Regions from separate parts of the Homo sapiens genome. Here all the other regions are linked to region 1. A link is a loop called in an ENCODE intact Hi-C map of the cell type or tissue named here. Cell type or tissue: CD4-positive, alpha-beta T cell. All regions are shown on one strand. Region 1 overlaps SPON1 (spondin 1). Region 2 has its middle 6.9 kb from the start of SPON1. Region 3 overlaps SPON1 (spondin 1).

What was found. Peaks named below come from ENCODE experiments on the same cell type or tissue, not always from the same donor. Only the 100,000 strongest peaks of a DNase experiment are listed, where the experiment ranks them.
Region 2: it touches region 1 in a loop (3-fold over the local background); 8 of 110 quality-filtered maps call a loop at or near these places.
Region 3: a loop joins it to region 1, with 3 times the contacts of the local background. A loop is called at or near these places in 4 of 110 quality-filtered maps.

The regions. Positions count from the first base shown.
Region 1 is chr11:14,073,946-14,076,445 of GRCh38, reverse strand. It overlaps SPON1 (spondin 1), which reads right to left. Exons shown (of 16, transcript NM_006108.4): 4 at 1,028-1,101. Among named protein-coding and RNA genes, the nearest start is that of SPON1, 110 kb to the right of the region's middle. In CD4-positive, alpha-beta T cell, no CTCF peak of the experiment used is centred here; a DNase peak (open chromatin) is centred at 1,185; H3K4me3 peaks cover 1,084 bases; H3K27ac peaks cover 985 bases.
Region 2 is chr11:13,954,598-13,957,097 of GRCh38, reverse strand. No RefSeq gene overlaps it. Among named protein-coding and RNA genes, the nearest start is that of SPON1, 6.9 kb to the left of the region's middle. In CD4-positive, alpha-beta T cell, a CTCF peak has its summit at 995 (motif pointing left); a DNase peak (open chromatin) is centred at 1,027.
Region 3 is chr11:14,147,785-14,150,284 of GRCh38, reverse strand. All of the region lies in intron 6 of SPON1 (spondin 1), which reads right to left. Among named protein-coding and RNA genes, the nearest start is that of SPON1, 190 kb to the right of the region's middle. In CD4-positive, alpha-beta T cell, CTCF peaks have their summits at 1,201 and 1,401 (motif pointing right); a DNase peak (open chromatin) is centred at 1,444.

The DNA of each region.
Region 1 (2,500 bases):
GCACGTAGCAAAGCACCCCAAACATATTACCTATTATTATTGTTTTCCCCGAAGACCTTTATCAACCTTTCTTTTTCTTAGTAGCTTATACTTTGCTATAGTTGGAGAGGATTATTTCTTCTCCAAACACTAATTGCTCTAAATGCAAATAAAAATTCTGCAAAATTAAATAGAAATGAGATTGTTATGCTGTATAAATATAGAGCATTTTTTATTTTTATTTAGTTATCCAATAACTTTTAAAAACATTCCGATGTTTAAGGTCAATTTTTTTTGCAGTAGATTAATGAATAAGCTTTCAGATATAGATAACAAGAGCTATCTATTCTATAGACAGCATTTACTATGTGTCAAGGAGGTACTGTACTATTTTATCTATTTAAGTCACATGGCTAGAAGGGGCAGAGGCAGATCCGAACCTGGGCCTGATCTAAACTCAGGTCTCTGCTTTATCCCCCGAGTCTAGTTAGCCTCCATGAGCTTTGTTACAATACCTTCAACCTAAGGAGAGAAGGTTGATAAGTTTGCAAATCTAAGGACTAGATCCTTGAATGTGGTGATATCACAAGGTCAACACCCCCTTGGCATCCCCATCCCCTGCTGGGCTTCTCTGGAGAAAATCCTCCCATATTGTCTGGGTGCCACACAAGATCTTGCTGGTGATTTTTTTCCAAAGAACCATTACAGACTTTTTAAAGGTACACAATTGTGCATTCCTTAATTAAGTCCTGTGAATTATTCCAAGGAACCTCTTCAGAATAATCACTGTTTCACAAAAATAAGAAGACGACACCAATATAAGGTACATTATCTTCTACCCAGGGAATCAAGCTGAGTAATTAGAGCTTAAGGCGGATCCAATTACCCACAGCACACAGCCAGATTAAAAATCGGAGCTACGTGAGGAAGCAGAACCCAGAGGAACTCACGAAGCCCAGGGGCCTTAATTCTTGCAGCAGGAGGATCGTGCAGGAGGAGCTGCCTTCCATGTCTCTGCCCCTCCCCCTCCCCACCCACAGGGTCTTACCTTGTTCACAAAGTTTCTTGGTCAGAGAGCCCTCATCTTGAAAATAAATAATGCGTTTTTGTACGATGCTGGCCCTGTGAAGAAAGAAGACCCAAGCACAGTGGTGAGGAGGGCAGGAAGGCAGGTTTGGGAGATCAGTCAGACATAGTCCCTGCTTGGCTTTGTGGCTTTGAGTGAGTCACCCCAACTCTCTCTGTCTTCATGAGAAAATTAACATAACAGCAATACCTGCTTTATGGGGTTGTGGTGAGAACTAAGTCAGAAAATGTATGTCAAGAGATTAACACATACCTAGAAACCACTCCACTCAATATTAGTTACTAAATTGTTTTTGGTGGTAAGGTTATTGTGAAGGTAAGAAAGTGAACTAACAGTATTTTAATAACTTTTCTCAATGGTTTATTTTACTCTACTTTTCATGTTAAACTATTGAGGCCATTTATAGATCAGCCAAATTCAAATCACAGAAGCATGTCAGATCCTCTTTGTGAAGGGGAAAAAGGAATTTAAAAATATATTTTGATTTGTTCTGAAAATGTCATTCTATATCTTTCCTGAAAGTCTAGACAAAACTGTCTCCTACATTCTGAACAAAGACAACTTCAGCTGTTATATCTCCCTCTTAAACATGTCAAATGCAGGATCTTAGAATTTGGAAAAAATATTTTGAGGCTGAAAAATGACTTACTTTTGGCCAGCACATATTTTCGCTTTAATTTGGGATTGCACAGACATGCTTCTTTTATTTTAACCCACTCTGTTGTTGATTTTCAGCTGGCCTTGAAGGGGTTGGATACTGAAACCCAGAGTTTCAGTAATTTGAAAGTTTACAACATTTAGAACTGAGACAATGCGAAAGGATCTTGGACCACTTCTACTGATTTTCTTCAGCAATGCTACTCAGTCAAACGGTAATTTTCACTTCCATTCACCCTGTTTAACAGATATAGGGATTCCTTGACTGTATTATAGCTGACCACACTGAAGGAGTATTAGAGTCACATGATCTGCATGTGTCACATGATCCCAGACCCAGGAATGGGGCCATGTGTGCATGGATCCACAGAGTACAGAGGCAATCTTCCTGATGGTCTGGGCCTAGGCCAGGATGACTTTCCAAAGAAATATCTACTCTACATCTAGTCTTGCACAAAATAATACAATTCTGACCATCCTACAGATGTCTTTTACAGTCATTCCTTACCCAAGAGAGACAAGATGTTGAAATAAATGAATGAAATATGCTTCCTGTCTACGCAAAGCTACTTTGATCATTCTTTTGACTATGAAGCAAAAGAAAGTTTCCTCAGGCCAAGAGAATAACAGTCTTCACCCCAAAGCCAAATAACAAAGCCTTTTGTTAGTCAGATCATCCCATCATCTCCAACAGTGCTTTTCAGAGTGTTTTCCACTCTGTGCCTCCAGGACCTCTGTGGAGGGGAAGGGGCAGGCTTAGTGGGAAGTATCCCAGGC
Region 2 (2,500 bases), 120 kb after region 1:
TACTACAAATGCATGAATTCTACCTTTAAGTATAGTTCTTAAATTTATTCCTAATCAGTTTCTTTTCCTATTCATCTAGTCCTTACCATCTTTTCAAGCCTGCTTCATCACTCTTTAATTCTCACTCTTTGGTATGGAGAGGGGTGGTTACTTGCCCTCTTATTTTATCCCTCACATGGGGGACATTAGGCATGAACTTCTTCAAATCTCCATATCTCCTTCCACAAACCAAACTCTGGCAAAATCCAAGTTCACTTCTTGCCTCAAATGCAGAAGGGTTTAACTCTTCAATTTTTTCAAGGCTAATCCCCTACTTGCATTCTTGTCCTCATTTCCTGACTTCTGCCAAACACTGATCTAGCTCTTATCCTCTCTCCCTCTTGTATTTCTGTTTCTGTTTCTGTCCATGTCCTTGGCCTGCGGCTCTAGCTAAGTCTTCCCCATCCTGGGCGGGGAATTGGACTAGGGATTCAGGTAGTGCTAGTCAAGAGACTGGACTTTTTACTGACCTTGTCTCACTCTCTGTGTCCTCTGTTGTAACTCTGTTTCCTCAGTTTTCACTCATTTTTTTTTTCATGTGGTGTAGCTTGGAATCAGCTCATATCTCTTTACGGAAAGTGTTCTAACAGAGATCACCTAAGACCTCCTAATTGCCATAGACGTTGTCTGAATTAAAAACAGCGGAATAGAAGCTCACCACTGAGAGCAGTTAAAAAGAATTGCACAGCAGGAGGTCTTCCAAGGTATAGATCTGCTCCCAACCTGGAGATCTCTAAGTCTCCTTGCTTTTAGGTTTACGGATTAAAGAGAGCACTGTGTCTAAATGCAGCACAGCATGCCAGGTGCAGCTGTGGGCAGCTCCCAAGAGCAAACCCTTGCAAGTCCAGCCACACATAGAACCCAGACGCAGTCTACATTCCCCTTGTGGTTCTCTTGCTATTAATCTAGCAACCCGACCCAAGCAGAACCACTTTTTTGAAGTTCTGGGAACTTCATGGCTTGGACCACATGACCATGGCACACTACTGCCACCTGGTGACAGTGAACTGAACATGCAGCAGTATTAAGTAAAAACTCCTAAGCACCCCGGCACTCCTTGAACCTATTTTAAACTGGAATGTTTGGGCCCATTTTAGACTAGATTGTTTGCTCTTTGAGAATAGACTCATTGAGTTTTACACTATTTTAGAATAATATGTCTGCATAAAGCAGGTGTTTAGTGAATTTTTGTGAAATTTAAGCCTTTCATTCATTCAGCAAACATGTATTGGAGGAGGTAATCCAAAGAAAAACAAGACATAATTCCTGCCTTCAAGAAGCCGCAGAGATGGATAAAGCAGATATTTGTAAAACAAAGAATTATGTGTACTAAGTATTAAAGGGGGCACAGAGAAGGGAGTAACTAATTCTGCCCAGGTAAAGTAACACTTGAAAAGGTACTCAACACCTTCTCGAAAGACAGATCAGAACTTGTCAACTGGACACGGGGATGGAGAATATAGGAGGGGAGGAGAGCTAATGCAAAAGCTTAGAGATGAGAGAAGGCAGAGTGTGTCCTTCGGGTAGCAGAGTGACCTTTTCAGTGGCATTGTATGAAGATGGATTGTCCAGTGAGAGTGTAGGGGGGGTGACACATGTTAAGAGGCTTTAACAACAGTCCAGAGGAGAGCTGCGAGCTAAGGCTAGGAGGAAGGGATGAATTGGAGGGCTGTTCAGGAAGCAGACTAAAGAGGATGGAACGCCTGGTGATATGCAGGAAGGGAGACGGGAGTGGCTCTGAGAGTTCTCATAAGGGCCACTGGGTTGTATATCTACCACCTCAGTGGTATATTTTTCCAAGACAACAAATTCAAGAAGAGAACCCACGGGACATGTGGGAATGAGGAATGTGTGAGATGATATATATTCCATTGTGGACACTTGACATTTAAGGGGTCTTTCAGAGGGGGATGTACAGTGGACTGTCAAAGACAATAGGTTTCTATCTCAGAAGGGAGTGAGCACTGGAGACAGAGACCTGGGAGTTGGTATTGTGCCCCAACACTCCCTTTAAGATACTCTCAAAGCTTAGCTGTCTTATGTTACTTCTCAGCTTTGTGCTCTGATTTCCAAACCAATAGACCGATTTGATAGATGTAATTTTGCTAGCATGCTAATGGGAAAATAGTAATCTTGAGTTCCCTACCTGGTTCACAAGGTGACACAGGAGGATGTTTACAATGGCATCCCAGGGTAAACAAAAGATGTAGGACTCTAGCCTCTGTAACCTAGAAGGTACTCATGGTTCTGGAGAGCTTCCCAAGCTTGTTGGCTGATCGCTCCTTTGCTCATGCATAAAGCTGGAACTGGAGGAAGGCACTGAGGGCGGAGAGTAGAGGAGAAAATAGACCTACATCCTTTCTGCCTGACAAGAAGAGAAAGAGACAGAAGGGAGGGAAGGAGACAAAGCAAACAGAACTGGAAATAGGGAAGAAGACAGAAATGACCAGAAAGCATATTT
Region 3 (2,500 bases), 74 kb before region 1:
TATTATGAGATCAACTTTTTCAGCTCCCACATATGAGTGAGAGCATGTGATATTTATCTTTCCATGCCTGGCTTATTATCACTTAACAAAATGTCAACCAAGCTCATCTACATTGCCTCAAATGATGGCATTTCATTCTTTTTTATGGCTAGATAGTATTCTATTGTGTATATACACCAATTTTTCTTTATTCATTGATTTGTTGATGGACACTTATGTTGATTCCATATCTTGGCTATTGTGAATAATGCCGCAATAAACATGGGAGTGCAGTTGTCTCTTCATCATACTGGTGTAATCACCTGTTTTTCTGTCAGTCTTTCCCAAGAGACTAGGAGTGCCTTAAGGACAAGTGATTTCCCAGTCATGCCTCACTTAACAACGGGGATATGCTCTGAGAAATGTGTCATTAGGCAATTTCTTCATTGTGCAAACATCATAGAGGGTACTTACACAAACTTGGAGGGTCTAGCCTACTACACACCTAGGCTATATGGTATAGCCTATTGTTTTTAGGCTATAAACCTGTACAGCATGTGGCTGTACTGAATACCATAGGCAATTGTAATGCAATGGTAAGTATTTGTATATTTAAACATATCAAGGTACCATTAAAATAAGGTATAAAAGATAACAAATGGTACACCTGTATGGAGCTTGCAGGACTGGAAGTTACTCTGTGTCAGTCAGTGAGTGGTGAGTGAATGTGAAGGCCTAGGACATTACTGCACACTACTGTAGACTTAATAAACACTGTACACTTAGGCTACACTAAATTTATAAAAACACTTTTCTTCAATAATAAATTAACCTTAGCTTATTCTAACTTTTTACTTTATACACTTTTTTTTACCTTTTTAACGACTGTAATAATACTTAGCTTAAAACAACAACACAGTGCATGTTGTACAAGAATGTTTTCATTCTTTATATCCTTATTCTACAGGCCTTTTTAATTCTTTTTTTAACTTTTTAAACTTTTTTGTTAAAAGCTAAGATGTAAACACACACATTTTAAAAAATGTGCTTAAGCCTTTACAGGGTCAGGATCATCAACATCATTGACTTCTACTTCCACACCTTGTCCCACTGGAAGGTCCTCGGGGGCAGTAACTCATCACTTTCAGCTTCTAGGATAACAATGCCTTCCTTTGGAATACCTGTGAAGGACTTGCCTGAGGCTGTTTTATAGCTAACTTAAAAAAAATAAGTAGGAGTACCCTCTAAAATAATGATAGAAATTACAGTATAGTGAATACTAGGCAATGGGAATTTTTAGCTCCATTATAATCTTAAGGGACCACTGTCATGGATGCAGTCTGTCGTTGACTGAAATGTTATGCAGTGCATGACTGTATGGTGTTTGATGCATGAATGAATGAATGAATGCAGTCTATGTTAGGTGCACACATCTTTTTTTACCACTAGATGGCAAGTATTCATTGAAAAGTCCAGCTCTAAACTGTCTCAGAGACACAATCTGGTGAAAAGTAAATGTTTCAGTACACTGGAGGAGTACATACACCAGAGTGACGTTTTCAGGGCTGCCTATGTCTCTTCTCTTTTAGCAGAGACAGAAAAAAGTACCAGGAGGGAAGTCAAAAGTCCTGTGTTGCCACTAGCATTTGGACATGTGAAGTATATTTTCTGAGCCTCAGTTTTCTCACCTAAAATAACAGGTGGACTGTAGCTCTCTTGGTCACCAGGAGGAGAACGATCTACCAAGACCCCACAATGTGCTTTCAGATACAGCATCGTTTAAATGTTCCTAAGCTTGGGTGTTTGTTGGTTGGTTGGCTTATTTTTTTTTATTTCAACTATAAAATAATTACTTTTTGAATAGATAGCACAAAAACATGGTACCACATTCCAAAGGCACCAAAGGGAATACAGTGAAAGGTCCCTCTCTTCGTTTTCCGCAATCTCTTAACTCTCCACCCCAGAGGCAACCACTATTAATATTCTTATATACCCTTCAAGAGACGTAAGTACACATCTTTAGAAAGATAGCACAAATGGGACCAATCATGAGTACCCTGCTGCATTTTCTTTTTTAATGAAACAATTTGTCTTGGAAATGTTTAATATCAAAATCTCATATTTATTTAACTGGTCCCCTATTCATGGATATTTAATTTATTCCACTCTTGTGTTACAATGTCCAATAAATAGAATGTGCCTAAATGTGAGTATATCTGTGTATATAAATTTCTGACTGAACTGCTGAGTCAGAAGAAAGCGCTCTCCAGTGTAGAAAGGTGTTTCCCTACACCTCTGACAATATAGTTGTCAAAAGTCTAACAGATCAAAAATTGTAGCTCTGTGAAACTAATTTGTATTTCTATGATTGTAAATGAAGTTGAACATCATTTATAATATCTAAAAGCCATCTCATTTTCCTTTTCTGAGACCTGTCCATGTGTTTTGATCTATTGGTTTGTTGGTCTTTTAAAAACTGACCATAAGAAGCTCTTTATATATCAAAAAAAAATTAGCCCTT